Linked DNA regions of Homo sapiens: all the other regions are linked to region 1. The links are chromatin loops, found by intact Hi-C in ENCODE. Cell type or tissue: heart left ventricle. All regions are shown on one strand. Links, peaks and the distances in the headings refer to the core of each region. The heading gives the core; the rest is flanking DNA.

Region 1 (8,470 bases), core at 2,616-6,615:
TCTATAATTCCATTTCATTTCTTGCTTAAAAAAAAAAGCAAAACCAAAATATAGTGTTTAGGGATATGTTCTTTGGAAAAACTACAAAGAAAATCAAGGAAGTGTTTACAAAAAAGCATGAGGATAGTCTTTATCTTTGGGGGAGGTGACAATGATTGGCTGAGAATCACAAGGGGGCTTTTGGCACATTAGCAGTGTTCTATATTTTTTATCCTGGTGTTCTATTTTTTTTTATCCTGGTGTTGGTTGCCAAGTGTTCACATTGTAGTAGATCACTGCACTTTGCATCTGATTTCTGTAATTTTATGTATATGTATGAAATCTCAGTCAAAGGGGGTTAAATAAATCAATCAAATGCATCCACAATGGAAGACTTCATTGCACCAATGCCTATACATATTGCTTGGAATCAGGAACCTAGAATATCTTAATTTTTAAAAAATGTTAAGTGTCCTCAACTTTGACCCACTGTTTTTTATAGCTTTCTGTGCTAATCTTTCCAAGCTCCCTGATGACCACACTTTGAGACCACTTCTGGCCAGTTCACACTGGGCAAGTTTCCCTACTCATCTGTCATCTATTTGCTGGGTGTACACATGTACACTGATCCAGATAATGCATATTATGTAAAGGTCCTGAGATCTTCCAGAAAATCTCCAACAGCTGATATCTAACACTTACTCTTCCCTCCTCTCCTCACAGGCAGATCTTTTTCTTTCTTCAGTTCTAAGCTCAAGCGTCACTTCCTCAAGGAATCTTTCCTTTGCCTCCACCTCCAAGACCCCATCACTTAACTGGGACTAACCAACATCATGTTCCTCTTCTTATGATATTTGTTCTGATCATTCTCAGTTTGCCCCCATCCATTCCTGGGAGGCTGATCCCAAGAAACTACATTACCAGGACTCTTTCCAGCTAGATTCTTTTTTTTTTTTCCTTTTCTAGCGATAAGGTCTCACCATGTTGCCCAGTCCGGATTTGAATGCCTAGGCTCAAACCATCCTCCAGCCTCAGCCTCCCCAGCAGCTGGGACTACAGGCATACACCACCATGCCCAGTTCCTTAGCTGGCTTCTATTGGGTTCCAGGGATGGGAGGCAGTGGCAGAAGCTGGGAGGGTGGGAGAAGAGAGAAGTCAGGGCATGTACTCCCCACTCCCTTTCTGCTATTGTCTATGTTTTTACAAGTAGCTGCTTCTCTCCAGGCTCAAGTTCCTCTTCCCTGGCTCCAGCTCTCACGGACTCCTGAGAGTCCTGCCTCTGGTTTGCCTTACACCAGTTCAAATAACCATGCCTCTATTTTTCGAAGTTGTCTTTTCACTCATCTCTCTTCATTTGGATTCTGTTTTCTGCTGGGACTCTGTAGAGTGGCAATTTTACTTTAATTTATGTGATTATTTCATCAATACCTGTCTTCTACTAGGCTTGAGCTTCACAACATTAGCACTTCTAGAAGTTGCCAACAAATATTTGTTAAATGATTTAGTGAGTTAGTGAATGAATGAACTTACATTAGAATCAGAATATACTACACATTGTGTAACATTTCTAAAATGTTCCTGCTACATTTGACATGGCACCAAGGTATTAGACCAAACATTTTACCTCTCTTGCTTGAAAATAGCCTTTGTTGTCATAAATACTTTTACTCATGACAATGATTTCAATTATTCCATTAATAAGTGCAATCACTGTGATTTCTCAATTTACAAGATGTAATTTTACCTAAGTGAAAGAAGTCATTGATGACAAGATGAGATTTCAAGTGGACCGTAGTCAGTTATAGCTCTAAGAACCAGTAGGAACACAATACAAATGTTAAGCAGAAAAAGAAGGCTCTGAATCCCTGAATTTTTCACATCCTATTACAAATGACACAGGTAAATGAATACTTAATGCTTACAAGGTGTAGGAGGGTTAATTGCAGAAGGAAATGTTCTCTTTTTACTACAATAAATTATCTACTCTGTGTTGTTGTCCTAGGCTTAAAGGACTACATGGGCCGGGTGAGGTGGCTCACGCCTTTAATCCCAGCACTTCGGGAGGCCAAAGTGGGCGGATTATTTGAGATCAGGAGTTCAAGACCAGCCTGGCCAACATGGTGAAACCCCATCTATTAAAAATACAAAAAAAATTAGCCGGGCGGGTTGGTGCATGCCTGTAGTCCCAGCTACTCAGGAGGCTGAGGCAGGAGAATCACTTGAACCCAGGAGAAGGAGGTTGCAGTGAGCCGAGATCACGCCACTGCACTCCAGCCTGGGCGACAAAGCAGGACTCTGTCTCAAAAAAAAAAAAAAAAAAAAAAAAAAAAAGGACAATGTGGGCTGATTCCAATATTAGATATGTAAATTACATATTAACATTTAGAGTTAGATAACTTCTACAAAATGACCTGGAAAATCCTGGTATCAGATCACTAGTAAGTATTTCCAGAATGGGGTCTGGAGCTCTGCAGATTTATCTTTTCTGGTAGAATCAAGATCCTTCAAACATACCAGTATACATTGTACCACATGACACCTGAATTTTAATCTTAAGAAAATTAGTTTATAAATATAATCATAAGTAAATACATATATCAAGAATCTTTATTTCATAGCACAGCATTTGAAAGCAACAATTTACCTATTGTGCAAACTCCAGGTGATATATGAGGTTGATATAAGCTCAACTCTGAGGAGGGTCAAAGTTCATCTCTTTTTTGCAGTCTCCTTTCTAGTGAAACCTCTACTATTTCTTCTGCTAACTTTTTCACTGTAAAAAGTATTCCAGTTCTGTTCATTCTAAATAACACAGAGATGGAGAAGGTCCAATTTCTCTAGTATGGTATGAGTTCGAGATTATTTCTAATATGGCACTACTTTGGATATGGGTCTGACTGATCTTATTATCCTGAATGATATGACATGGCTTCAGCAACAATTACAATAATACCTTGAAGGGAGGGGGTTTAGGGAAGAAGTGATTGAGCAAAAATAGTTAAAATGCAGTTATACAGCCAATTATTTTTACAACTAGAACCAGACAATTTGCTTTGCTTTATGTCTAATTAGGTGAAACAAAAAAATTCCTGTTTCCGTATTCATTCTCTTCGGTCATAACTCATATAGGAAATGACCACATCAGTTCCTTACTTATCGCTTCCCTGGAAACAAAAGAGCATTTTATACCTGATCCTGCTGTTGCCAGTAAAGAAAGTGGAGCAAAAATTAACCTTCTTCCATCCCTCTTTTCCATTTGGAAAACAATATTTTTAAGGGGGGGAGGGGAAGGGAATGATGCATTCAATATATAGGGGATAATACATTCCCTCCGCCCCAGACTCACTCTTTCCCATTCTCCTCAACATATCCACTTAAAGAGCGCTCAGTACGCTGAGGGCCCCAAGCCTGACAGAGTCAAAAAAAGAAGCATCTCTGCCCAACCTGAACATCACGACTCTCGATGCCTCGCATACAACGAGGCAGGGCGGGTCGCCCAGCCCCAGGGGACCGGGCGGCGTCTCCCGAGCCTGCAGCCCAGGCCGCGGGCGGCGCCGCAGCGCTCCCGGCTCCCCTCCTGCAGGGATCGGCCACGGTCCTTACCCGCCAGTCCGCCGCCGCCGCCTCCATCGCCGGCGTGGCCCTTCCTCCGCTGCAGGATGAAGTATGGGTTGGCCCTCTCGGTGATCCACAGCGCGTTGGCCAGCAACACCTCCTCCGGGTTCACCCACATGGTCCTGGCTGCCGCGGGCGGGCGCACAATGGGCCCGTGGGTCCAGTCCTGCACCCACCACCGCGACAGGCGCGCACTCCTGGGCACACGCGCGCCCGCCCGCCCGTCCGCTAGGTGCGGCGGCGGCGGCGGCAGGCGACTTCAGGGGGTGGCCCGCGGCGTCCGGGCCACAACAAAGCCCCAGCAGGCGGCCCGGGAGGACGGTGAGGACGCGGGCGCGGCAAGCAGCATCCTCCCCGCGGCGTCGCCGCCCCGCGAGAGCCCGCGGCCGCAGACGCCCGGCCTGGCACTCTGCAGCCCGGCTCCCGGCCCACGGCGGCGGGAGGAGCGGGAGGAGGAGGAAGAGGAGGAGGAAGGGAGCGGGAGGAGGAGGAAGTGGTATAGCTCAGTCCCGGGATCCGGCTCAGCGCCAGGCAGGGCTAAGGGCCACCCGAGCGGATTCGGCCCCGCGGTCAGGGCCAAGCTGGGCTCCGGCGCTGCTGCTCCCGCGGCGCCGACTGGAGCTCCAGAGCCCCTCCCGTCTCTACCTGCTCGAGCTCCCGAAGTCGCCGCGCCTTAACGCGCCGTGTCGGGGCCGCAGGCGCCACTAGGGAAGCCCAGCTCCCCGCTGGAAGGACGCTCCGGACACTGCGAATGAATGACGACAACGCGGCTCACTTGGAGCGGGTCCGGGTTTGTGCGGACTCGGTACCACCGCGGGCTCCGCGCGCCGAGCTGAGCAGCTGTGGCTGGCTTCGGGGGAACCTTCGGGGGAAGCTCCTGGGGACCGTGTGCCAAGCACTGGGCCCGACGCCCATCCCAGCAGGGAGGACGCCGCCAGCCTGCGTGGGTGCGTGTGTGCTGTTTGTGTTTAAGGTTGACGCTCTATGGGATAGCGCCACCCCTTTTCCCAGGAAAAGTGTTTCAAGGTTCCAGACCTGGAGCTCGGTTAGAGACCCGGGGTCGGAAGCCAACGCAGCCAATGGTCGTCGATGTTTTTGTTTCCTGCATCCCCAGGGCAAGTCATGCGCTAAACTTGTCACCGCTTGTGACCCCTCCCCCCTCTCCATTCCATTGTAATTAAAGTGGCCTAGCTAAGTGCATTACATCACTTCTTTCCTTGACCTGTAGGGCGTGAGCAATAGAGAAGTTGGAAGCGGCCCAAAAGCTTAGACCAACTAATTCACACCACAGCTGTTCCTATATCGCATTTGGGGCTTCGAAAACTGGGCATGGCAGAATTTTAAAATTTATCCACTCTTGGTAGATGGATTTTTTTTTTAATCAGTGAAACCAGAAACACACAAACCAGGGCAGCTTTATCCCTAGACAGTTTCAGTTTCCCCAAATACTTCGAGCTTCCAGTGGTGATCACAGCCCATCTGCCTACATATCTGATGACCATTTTTTTTTCCTCCCGCCCAGGAGATCTGGAGGATAGTTCAGCCAAAAAAAAAAAAAAAAAAAAAAAAAAAAAAGTTCCTCTTCCCAAATGATGGGAATTTAGCAGACTCTGCTTTGTTGTGGATGCTGGGCAATCCTAGGGACTTTTCCCTTTCCAAATGAGCAGAGATTCAAATGAAACCTTCTTGTGTGGGCTTCAAAATTGTGACTTTTGTAGCTCCGACTTGAATTGTTGAATTCCTTCAATTAGTCGAATGAGCAAATCACCAGCCATTCTAATGAGACTGCCATTTCATCTGTTCGCTTCCTACCGCTTGGGCTCTCAAGGAATGGAAGTTTCCCTTGATGTTACCACACAGACTGATCTGCTTCTTCCAGGCATCAGTGGAAACCTCATGTATTTAACACAGACTCAAAAAACTCATTTGGCACTTTTGGTCACAGTGCAGTGCCTTCAGTCACAAAATCTGCAAATAAAAAGCAAACAATAAGATTATAAGTCATACATATGCAAAAATTATATTAATATATCATGTAACTTTTATATTTTTGAAGTGTTTCCATAGGTATTCTTTTACTTGATATAATTGGTATTTTTAAAAACTCTAAGTGCCTTAATACCATGTTGGGGTTTGGAAAATGATACCACAAAGCATGGTGCTTTGGCATGCTGAGTACTTTGAACTAAAGGAGATTGAAAGGCCTCAGAAGCAGTTTCTCTCTGACCTCCTTCTGCCCTCCTGTCTCCCACCTCTCTTTCTCCCCCAAAGTGAGTCATGGAAACTAAAGGCAGGTCATAGAAACTAAAACCCCTCTTCCCAAAGGAAGCTACAAAACCTAGAAATATTACCATTCCTCACTCTTCTGTGTAAGAGCAGACATAAAGAATAGAGAAATAAAGAAATTATCTACCCTACCTTGTTGGATAGTAGGTCCCCTTTCCAAAGGAGTCCTGCTCTAAACCCAGGAGGAGGGAAAGCTATACGGAGAGGCCAAGAAGAATCTGAACAGACAGACTGGGTCTGTTCTCAGTCTATTACCATTGGATCTTACCCTTTTGTCCAACCACATCTACATGGCTGCCCACTCTTCATTGAACCTAAGCACAAAAATGGACAGAGCGAGACTCTCTCAAAAAAATAAACAGGCTGGGCATGGTGGCTCATGCCTGCAACCCCAGCATTTTGGTAGGCAGAGCCAGGAGGACCCCATCTGTATTAAACCAGAGAGACCCCATCTCTATTAAAAAAAAATAGACAGGTTTCCCTGGGTTTTTCCGTCTTCATTTCTGAAGGTTCCCATGTCACCTAAAACTTTGATTAAACAAATGTGTTGTGCTTTTCTCTTGTTAGCCTGTCTTTTGTTATAGGTGTGTTGGCTATGACCCTTATGGGAAGGAAAGATATCACACCTTTTCCCCTACAACAATCTTTTGTTTTTGTTTTGTTTGAGACAAAGTCTCGCTCTGTCACCTAGGCTGGAGTGCAGTGGCACGATCTCAGCTCACTGTAACCTTCACCTCCCAGTTCAAGTGATTCTCCCACCTCAGCCTCCTGAGTAGCTGGGACTACAGGTGTGAGCCACGACGCCCAGCTAATTGTTGTATTTTTAGGAGAGACGGGGTTTCACCACGTTGGCCAGGCTGGTCTTGAACTCCTGACCTCAAGTGATCCGCCCGCCTTGGGGCCTCCCAAAGTGCCAGAAGCCACCATGCCCGGCCTACAACAATCTTTTGGCTTGCCCTTGGCATGCTGCTTAAGGTTGTGGTTTCACACCAAAACCTATACCCTAGCCCCAAAATGTAAGTTACTTTGGCCTTTTTTATATACTGGTACCAAGTGCTATTTACTTATACAATTTATTCATTCATTCATTCATTCATTCACTTATTCAACATATAATTATTGAATGCCTACTATACTCTAGGCCTTGGAATAAAAAGTGAACAAGGCCAGGCGTGGTGGCTCAAGCCTGTAATCCTAGCACTTTCGGAGACCGAGGCAGGTGGATTGCCTGAGCTCAGGAGTTCGAGACCAGCCTGGACAACAAGGTGAAACCCCGTCTCTACTAAAATGCAAAAAATTAGCCAAACGTGGCACCATGCACCTGTAGTCTCAGCTACTCTGGAGGCTGAGGCAGGAGAATTGCTAGAACACGGGAGACGGAGGTTGCAAGGAGCTGAGATCACGCCACTGCACTCCAGCCTGGATGACAGAGTGAAAAAAAGTGAACAAAACATACAAAGTCCCTGCTTTTGTGAAGATTAAAATGTAACCAAAACAAGCTTATAAAAATTTGCTTTGAGAACAAGATTGGACACCAAGAGGAAAGAAGAAACATTTTAAAATCCTTAGCCATTTTCTAGTTTCTTGGAAGATTTAGAGCACATTCTCTCCAGGAAATCATGCCATTATTATCATGACTTGTGATAACCTGTAGTAAAAGGACATTGCAAAAAACTAGAGAAACTATAAGGAGTTTTGGTGGCTTTCCAGTCCCATAGTGCTACCTACTCAATTAAATGTGACTTTGAAAAAAAAAAAAAAGACAATCAAATATACCTAGACAAGAAATGACATAAGGAGAACCTAATTAATCTAACTAGTTCCTCTGTGAAATACATGACTATTTTTAGCTTTCAATTTATTCTCACTGGTTTTAAGCCCTAGGATAGTCTCAGACCACCTGAAGAGGAAAAGCATTCAACAGATGCCTAGATAAGGTAGAGGTAGATGATGTCTTTGTCTGCCTGCCTGCCTGCCTTCCTTCCTTCCTTCCTGCCCTCTGTCCCTCCCTCCCTCACTTCTCTCTTTCCTTCCTTCCTTCCTTCATTCCTTCCTTCCTTCCTTCTTTCTTTCTTTCTTTTGACAGAGTCTTGCTCTGTCACCCAGTCTAGAGTACAGTGGCACAATCTTGGCTCACTGCAACCTCCACCTCCCAGGTTCAAGCAATTCTCCTACCTCAGCCTTCCCAGTAGCTGGGATTATAGGTGCCCGCCACTGCGCCCGACTAATTTTTGTATTTTTTTAGTAGAGACGGGGTTTCACTATCTTGGCCAGGCTGGTCTTGAACTCCTGACCTCGTGATCCACACGCTTCGGTCTCCCAAAATTCTGGGATTACAGGCGTGAGCCACCGCACCCAGCCGTGTCTTTCTGTCCCTCAGATCTCTCACTCTCTCCTCCAACCCTAATAGGGTTCCTATTTTTTTTTTTTTTTTTTTTTTTTGAGACGGAGTCTCTCTCTGTCACCTAGCCTGGAGTGCAGTGCCGCCATCTTGGCTCACTGCAACCTCTGCCTCCTGGGTTCAAGTGATTCTCCCGCCTCAGCCTCCCAAGTAGCTGGGATTACAGGCGTGAGCCACCATGCCCAGCTA
Region 2 (4,000 bases), core at 1-4,000, 110 kb before region 1:
GGGGTCTCTTCCTTGCGGGTGATACCCGGGGTGGACAGCAGGGAGTGGGGAGGCAGGCTGGTGGGGTGGGAGCTAGGGGTAGCAGGGTAGGTGTAGGCAGGCGCCTTGGACACGTCCTCCAGCGGCTGGATGACCTTGGCCTTCAGGGCGGCCATGGGGGACGCGCGGGGCGATGGCGGCGGGCTCACCGCCTTGCCATAGATGCTCGCAGGGCCGGCAGCCAGGCGGGGGGCTTTCGCAGCAGCATCCCAGGGCAAGCGGTGGCCAGGCCAGCCTTGCCCCCGGCCCCCAGGCCCCAGTTGCTCCACTTCTCCTCCATCTCTGCCTGGTACTCCTCTGCGCCTTCAGCCGCTCCAGCTGGGTGCTTCTTTGCAGTTCCAGGGCCTGGGCCGCCCGCTGCTGCAGGTACAGGAACTCCTGCAGCTGCAGGAAGTGCTGCAGCGAAAAGAGCTGCAACTGCTGGGCCTGGTGCAGGGGGCTGCAGCCTGGAGAGTACAGGGCGGGGCAAAGGGGCAGCACGGTGGCCCGCTCCATCAGCTCCGCAAAGTGAGGCAGGTGATCTCTGGGAATGACCAACAGCTGGCCCGACTGGGAGTCCCTGACAAACTGGTAGGGCGACAGCAGGGAGCCCCCAGGCTGGGTGGGAACGCAGGGGCCATGCCCTAGTGCAGAGATGGAGGTCCCAAGCCCCAGGGGTGTCCGGCAAGCCACATGGACATGCTGCCCGAGCGGGACAACCAGGGGTGCGTGGCCAGATGGGTTGCGGGGTCCACAGACCAGCAACCGGAGCCTGCCAGCACTGGGCCCCAGGTCACCAGGAGGTTGGGGTTCAGGCCTTTAGGAGCACAGCTGGTAGGGTGCACGTGGGCCAGGTCAGCCAGCTCATTACTCTCTCTGAGCAGCTTCTCCTGATCTCAGTCCAGCCAGGCCCCCAGCAGCCATTACTCCTGGTGTCTGGCCCGGTGTCCACACAGTCCTCATCTGCTTGGCTGTGCTCTTTCACATTACTCAGTGACAGAGGGTGCTCCTGGTCTGCCAGCCCAGGCCCCAGCCAGCCACTGCTGCCACTATCCTTCTGCAATGCCCACAGGCGGGTGTCGCACTTCTGCTTCACCCTGGACACCAGAGCCCGCGCATCCAAATGCCTTGGCACTCTCCGGCCTCTCTGGGTCGCGCTTCAGCTGCGGGCCCCTGCCCACTGCTATCATCTCCACTTTTAACTACCCCTAAGCCACTATCCTCTCTTGCGAGAGCCTCTATATACATCTCCGCACTTCCTCCAGGCATGCATCATTATCTTCCCCCAGTAGTAAGAATGGTTCTAAAACCAGAGTCAGACAACACTCTTCCTTTGTTTAAAATTCCAGTGATTTTTCATCCTCTCTTGGGATAAAATTCCAAGGCCTCTAAGCCCTTCATGCTCTTTCCACCTTTCACAATGCCCTCTCTGACCAGCCACCACCAACCTCTTCTTACTCATTAGTTCTAGTGGCCTCTTCATGTTCCCCAAGTGCATCATGCAGGCTCCCTGCCAGCCACGGCCTGAGCACCGGCTGCTGGCTGCCCCCTCTGTGCTTCTCTCAGACAGCACTGTATTCGGTCCTCCATGGCATCTGTGTCTCTGCTAATTGTCATCTCACCAGAACAATAAACGCTCAGAGAAACAGTATGTCCCCACCCTTCACTGTGCCATGTTCCTTCTTACTTGAATTTAGCACCACTTTGCATTTGTTTTTGTTTGTTGGTTTGTTTTTGCTTAGTAAATCTATCACCACTTACTCTATGGCAGAGACTGTGTGACCAGGACATGAGCCGAGGACAGTGCTGATTCACATGTAAGTGCTCAACAAATATTTGCTGAACTTAGGGGGTCCTCATGATCATTCCAGGAAGTAAGTGCTCTTCCTATCCCCATTTCAGAGACAAAGAAATCGTAGTTTAGCCAAAATCATTAACTTGCCCAAGTCTACACAGCTGGTAAGCAGCAAAGCTAAGTTCAAACCCAGGTCGTCTGATTTGAGAACTCGTGCTCTTAGCTCCATCCCGGGGAAACTCCCTGGCACCTTACCTTTCTGACTTGCTGCACAGCACAGTAGGCACCCAATAACTGGCTAGGGATGCCAGATTCAATGAATAAAAGCATAGGAAATACAGGATGCCCAGTTAAATTTGAATTTCAGGAAAACAATGAATACTTTTTTACTATAAGTATATCCCAATCAATATTAATTAATCCTGTATTTTTTTCTGACATCCCTATAAATAGCACCACTCTATAGATCAGTCTGTGTAGTGGACTCTAAACTATCCTATTTCCTAAGTTGGAGTTTACAGCAAAAAAGACTATGCCTTTCTAGTACCTTTTACTTTCTGTTTTGGAAGGACTAATCCAGGGAATTGAAAGGAATGACCCAGGCATTCCTTTCAGATAATCAGAGCAAAAGAGTACACTGACATCTCTGAATCTTCCCAGTCCATGTTCCACCAGCAATGTGGTGAGTGGGTCTCAACCTTACAAAAGCAGGATTTATGGAAGAAACTTCTTATCTCCAAGGAAGTGCCTTCCAAAGGTGGAATCAGATTCTTCTCAACAATGAAGATGCAATATTTATTTGCACTGAAAAGCTGGAATTCAAGAGTTAGTAGGGGCTGCCATTAATGATGAAAAGCAATCATATTTAATTCACTATGGGGTTTTATCTTTGGCTAGGAAAGAAAAACTTTCAAGGAAGGTAAGTATTTTGATCCAAACAGAAAAGCAGTGAGCATCCATTGCAAATTACATGCCTACTGATGAAGAACTGGATTTATTACTTCAAACTGGGCCATAGGATGCCTGTGATCAATAAAAAACACTAGCTGTGAGACAGAAGGAAAGACAGTTTTATTGTACCTACAATTGTTAGGGACATTAACATGCCATCTCATTTGCACCTTACAATAACTTTAGTGAGTCTAGACTGCTACCTCTGTTTTGCGAATGGGCAAACCAAGGCTTGGAGAGGTTAATTAAGTCCCCCAGAGTTCCACAGTGGCTGAGCTGCAAGTGGTCTGAGGCTCAGATAAATAGCTCTGTAACTCCACCAACTACCATTCTATCATAGGCAGTAAGTTCTTCCTTGTCTCTGGGTTGAAAAGAACATAAATTTTGGAGCTAGACAAAATTTGATTCAAATTATTGTTCTTTGACTAATTACCTATGTGAGTGGGCAACTCAGTTGAATCTTCTGACCCTGTTTCTTCCTCTATAAAATGAGACCCCAAAGCTGTCCTTGTAAAACTGTGTTGGAGATAAAGTTCCAATAATAGTAACTAATATTAAACATTGGCTTTGTAATCTTTTGCAGGGTGCCAAGCAAAAGAGCTATTTCCTCACAAGCCTGACATTCAAAGAGCCCCGTGTGTCTTAGATCTAATTAATATCAACTAGAAATGGATTCTGCTATTTGTTAGGCAGGGCCCCTTCCTCAGCCAGGACTCTGCAACTTGCCAGAGACAGAACACAGTGGCCCTTCCCTCTGGAGCAAATGGTCCCAACCTAAATGTAAACCGTGGACTCCAAGTTCCTGCTTGGTTATTTCTGGAGGATTTGTAAAGGAATGTGAACAATTAGAATGACATGGGGGTCTCTCCCTCCCCCGACTTTGGGGGGGGTCTCTCCCTCCCCCGACTTTGGGAGGGGCTCTGCCAGAATTAAATGCTAAAAATAGGACAAACAAAACTTGGCTCAGTAAATGCTGCAGCCAACACTTCCCATTACCCAAAACAAAGACACAGGTGTGGATATAATACCTTCTCTCAGGCACCACATATTCCAGTTCCTTGAGAAGTGCTAGTTCACTAATATCACAATAATACTTGTTCCAGCAAACAGAATTTGTGCTGGAGGTGAGGGAGCCTATAATTATTTTAATTTTCTAAAATTTCCCTTCCTTAAACAATAAACACAATTATCCATCTTTGTTTATATCTCTTATCCAACTCAACTATTTTAAAAATT
Region 3 (4,000 bases), core at 1-4,000, 90 kb after region 1:
CCAGAGTGAATGTATCATTTTATATTTCTATCAACAACATATGAGTGATCTAGTTTCTCTCCATTCTTGAAAGCATTTGTTGTTGTTCCTATTTTTAAAAAATTTAAACATCCCAATGGATATGTAGGGATAGCTCATGGTGGTTTTAACTTGCATTTTCTTAATGATTAATAATGTTGAACACCTTTTTATGTGCTTATCTGTCATCTGTATATCTGAAAAGCAGAATATCTCTTCATGTCTTTTCCCCATGTTCTAATTGGATTGTTTGTTTTTTTTATTGTTGAGTTTTAAGAGTTTTATCTATACTAGTCCTTTGACGGATAAGTGTTTTGTAAATATTTTCTCCCATTCTGTAGCTTGTCTTTTTAAAAAATGTTTTATAGGGTCTTTTACAAAACAAAAGTTTTTAATTTTGGTGATAGCAAATGTATCAGTTTATCCTTTTATAAATTATACTTTTGCTATGAAGTCTAAGAACTCCTTGTCTAGCAATAGAGGCCCCGTATTTTCTCTTAAAAGTGTCACAGCGTAATGTTTTACATTTAAATCTATTTTCCATTTTCAGTTAATTTTGTAGAAGGTGTGAGACTTAAGCCAATTTTTTTCTCTCTATGGTTGTCCAATTGTTTTAGCACCATTTGCTAAAAAGGCTGTTTTTCTTCCATTAAATTGTTTTTGCACTTTGTCAAATGCTGGTTTGGTATATTTGTGCGGGTCTATTTCTGTTTTCACTATTCTGTTCCATTGATTGATGTGTCTATTCCTCTGCCCATGCCACATAGTCTTTTTTTTTTTTTTTTTTTTTGACAAAGTCTTGCTCTTTGGCCCAGGTTGTGGCCTAGGCTGGAGTGCAGTGGCGCGGTCTTGGCTCACTGCAACCTCTGCCTCCTGGGTTTAAGTGATTCTAGGACCTCAGCCTCCAAAGTTGCTGGGATTAGAGGCATGCACCACCACACCTGGCTAATTTTTGTATTTTTAGTAGAGACGGAGTTTTACCATGTTGGCCAGGCAGTCTCAAACTCGTGGCTTCAAGTGATCCACCTGCTTCAGCCTACCAAAGTGCTAGGATTATAGGTGTGAGCCACTGCTCCTGGACCCATGCCACACAGTATTAATAAGTCTATAATAAGTCTTGGAAATGAGTAAATTGATATCTCTGACTTAATTTTTCATTTCCAAAATTGTTTTAGAGATTCTAGTTTCTCCTCATTATCATATAAATTTTAGATTATTCTTGTATATATCTACAAAAATTCTTGCTGGAATTTTGATAGAAACTGTGGTAAACCTGTATATCAATCTGTGGAGAAGTGACACTTGTTGAGTTCTTCAGTTCATGAACATGGAAAGCATCTCTATTTATTTAGTTCTTTTTCAGCTTCTTTCACCAGCATTTTGTAGTTTGTAGCATGTAAGTGAGTGGTGAACATGCTTTGTTACATTTACACTTAAGTATTTATTTTTTTGTTATTGCCACTGGCATTGTATTTTAATTTCAATGTTCATGGGCTCATTGGTAGCATATAGAAATACAATAGAGTTTTTGTATGTTAATCTTATATCTTGTGATCTTGCTAAACTCACTTATTAGTTCTAAGAGGTTTTTGTTTGTTTGTTTTTGGAGAGTCCATGGGCTTTTCTATGTAATCATGTTATCTGCAGATGGGGACAGTTTATTTCTTCCTTTCTGATCTCTATGCTTTTTATTTCCCTTTCCTGATTCATTGCACTGGCTGGAACTTCCAGCATTGTGTGGAGTAAGAGGGATGGGAGCAGACATCCTTGTCATGTTCTAAGTCTTATGAGGAAAGCATTCTGTCTTTCACCATTAAGTATAATGATAGCTGTATGTTCTCTATAGATGCTCTTTATCAGGTTGAGAAAGTCCCCTCTATTCCTATTTTTCTTTCAGGTTTTTTTTTCACTTGTGAGTGGGTATTACATTTTACTAAATTCTTTTTCTGCATTTGTTGATACAATCATGAGATTTTTCTTCTTTAATTTGTTAATATTGTAGATGACATTGGTTAATTTTTAAACATGATGCCAGCTTTGCATCTTTGGAATAAATTCTACTTGGCCATTGTCTTAGTCTATTCAGACTGCTATAATACAATACCTGAGATCAGGTAATTTAGTAGAAATGTATTGTTCATAGTTCCAGGGGCTGGAAAATCCAAGATCAAGGCACTAGCAGATTTGGTGTCTGGTGAGGGCTTGCTCTCTGCTTCCATAGATGGTGCCTTGTTGCATCCTCACATGACAGAAGGGCAAAGCTACTCCCATTAATCTCTTTTATAAGGGCACTGATTCCATTCATGAGGGCTTTGCCTTCATGACTTAATCACCTCTCAAAAGGACCCACCTCTTAATACCACCAAAATAGGGATTAGGGTTCACTATAAATTTTGGAAGGACACATTCATACCATAGCAATCACAGTGTATAATTCTTTTTATATTTTACTAGATTCTATTTGCTAATATTTTGTTAAGGACTTTTGCCTCTATATTCATGAGGAATATTCACCAGTAGGTTTTTTTTTTGTGCTGTCTTTGTCTGGTTTTAATATCAGGGTCATATTCGCTTCAGAAAATAAATTGAGAGTTGCTTGGATTGCTTCTATTTTCTGGAAGAGATTTTGTAGAATTGGTGTTGATTCTTCTTTACTTATTTATTTTTTTAGACACAGTTTCACTCTGTCACCCAGGCTGGAGTGCAGTGGTGGGGCTACTGCTTACTGCAGCCTTGACCTCCTGGATAAAAAATCTTCCCACCTAAGCCTTCTTAGTAGCTGGGACTATAGGCATGCACCTCTACACCTGGCTGAGTTTTGTATTTTTTTTGAAGAGGTGGGGTTTCACCATGTCGCTCAGGCTGGTCTTGAACTCCTGGGCTTAAGCTCAAAGAACCAGCTATTTGTTTCATTGATTTTTTTTCAATCATTTTTCTGTTTCCAATTTCATTTCTTACCTTGAAATGTTTTTTGAGAAGCTCTTCATCTTCACAATTTCATTGATTTTCTAATTTTTTGTAGTTTCATAGTTTTCTTCCTTCTACTTATTTTGCTTTTCTTTTTCTAGGTTTTTGAGGTGGAAGCTTAGATTATTTTTAATTTTAATTTTTGTGGGGAAGCTTAGATTATTGATTTAAGTTTTTTTCTTTTCTATTATGTGTATGTGGTGCTATGAATTTCTGTTGCTTTGAATTCACTGGGCTTTTTGATTCTGTGAATAGTGTTTTTCATTGGTTCTGAAAATCTTCATTGTCTCTTTAAATACTGTCCCTGCCTTATTCTTTTCCTTCTTACCCTCAGAGATACCCATTAAACACTTGTGGTATTCTTTATGTCCCTTACCTTTTTTTCTGTATCAGCAATCTTTTTGTCACTCAGTCCTTCATTGTGAATAGTTGTCCCCCCACTATTTTTCAGTATATTAATTTTTTTCTTCACCTGTGTCTAATCTGCTAATAAACCAATTCATCTACTGAGTTTTAAATTTTGGTATTTTATTACTTTTTTTCTGAAAGTTCCATTTGATCCTTTTCAAAAACTGTTTTATACTTTAAATTGTAAAAATATATGTCAGTTCATAGTTTCTCCTTCCTTTCAGATGTTATTAATTTTTAAACAAAAAATTTAAATATAGTTAATACAGTTAATTTATATAATTCTAAGACTTGAAGTCTTTGTAGTTCTGTTTCTGTGGTCTGTATTCTGCCAGATATTTCTTATGACATCTACTTTCTTTGTGTATCTGGCTATTTTTGGCTTAGTTTTGGACAAATTTTTTGATGCCTAATATGAAATTGGCTTTTTTTTCCCAGAAAGTATTTGTATTTGATTCTGCAAGGTATCTAGAGGCACTACCAGTTTAAGACAACTTTAAACTAAATTTAAGCCTTGAAATTACCTGGAAAATACAGGATACTCAGGAGAGTTTAACTGAGGTTGTGGTTCTGTGCTAGGACTGGTCTATGGGGGGGGGGGTCTTTA

The links. A loop is a pair of places that touch in the nucleus more often than their neighbours do. Peaks named below come from ENCODE experiments on the same cell type or tissue, not always from the same donor. Only the 100,000 strongest peaks of a DNase experiment are listed, where the experiment ranks them.
Region 2: a loop joins it to region 1, with 2.6 times the contacts of the local background. A loop is called at or near these places in 29 of 110 quality-filtered maps.
Region 3: a loop joins it to region 1, with 4 times the contacts of the local background. A loop is called at or near these places in 29 of 110 quality-filtered maps.

The regions. Positions count from the first base shown.
Region 1 is chr4:140,752,334-140,760,803 of GRCh38, forward strand. TBC1D9 (TBC1 domain family member 9) reads right to left here and starts at 4,052. Exons shown (of 21, transcript NM_015130.3): 1 at 3,583-4,052. The coding sequence starts at 3,712. RefSeq lists a silencer at 3,405-4,094 and enhancers at 3,750-4,392, 4,393-5,034, 4,525-4,574. In heart left ventricle, for the core only: a CTCF peak has its summit at 4,596; DNase peaks (open chromatin) are centred at 3,518, 4,088 and 4,508; H3K4me3 peaks cover 2,924 bases; H3K27ac peaks cover 3,026 bases.
Region 2 is chr4:140,644,274-140,648,273 of GRCh38, forward strand. The region is part of intron 13 of TBC1D9 (TBC1 domain family member 9); the gene reads right to left. Among named protein-coding and RNA genes, the nearest start is that of TBC1D9-AS1, 66 kb to the right of the region's middle. In heart left ventricle, for the core only: no CTCF peak of the experiment used is centred there; DNase peaks (open chromatin) are centred at 258, 358, 878 and 1,538; H3K27ac peaks cover 312 bases.
Region 3 is chr4:140,845,196-140,849,195 of GRCh38, forward strand. No RefSeq gene overlaps it. Among named protein-coding and RNA genes, the nearest start is that of TBC1D9, 91 kb to the left of the region's middle. In heart left ventricle, for the core only: no CTCF peak of the experiment used is centred there; no DNase peak of the experiment used is centred there.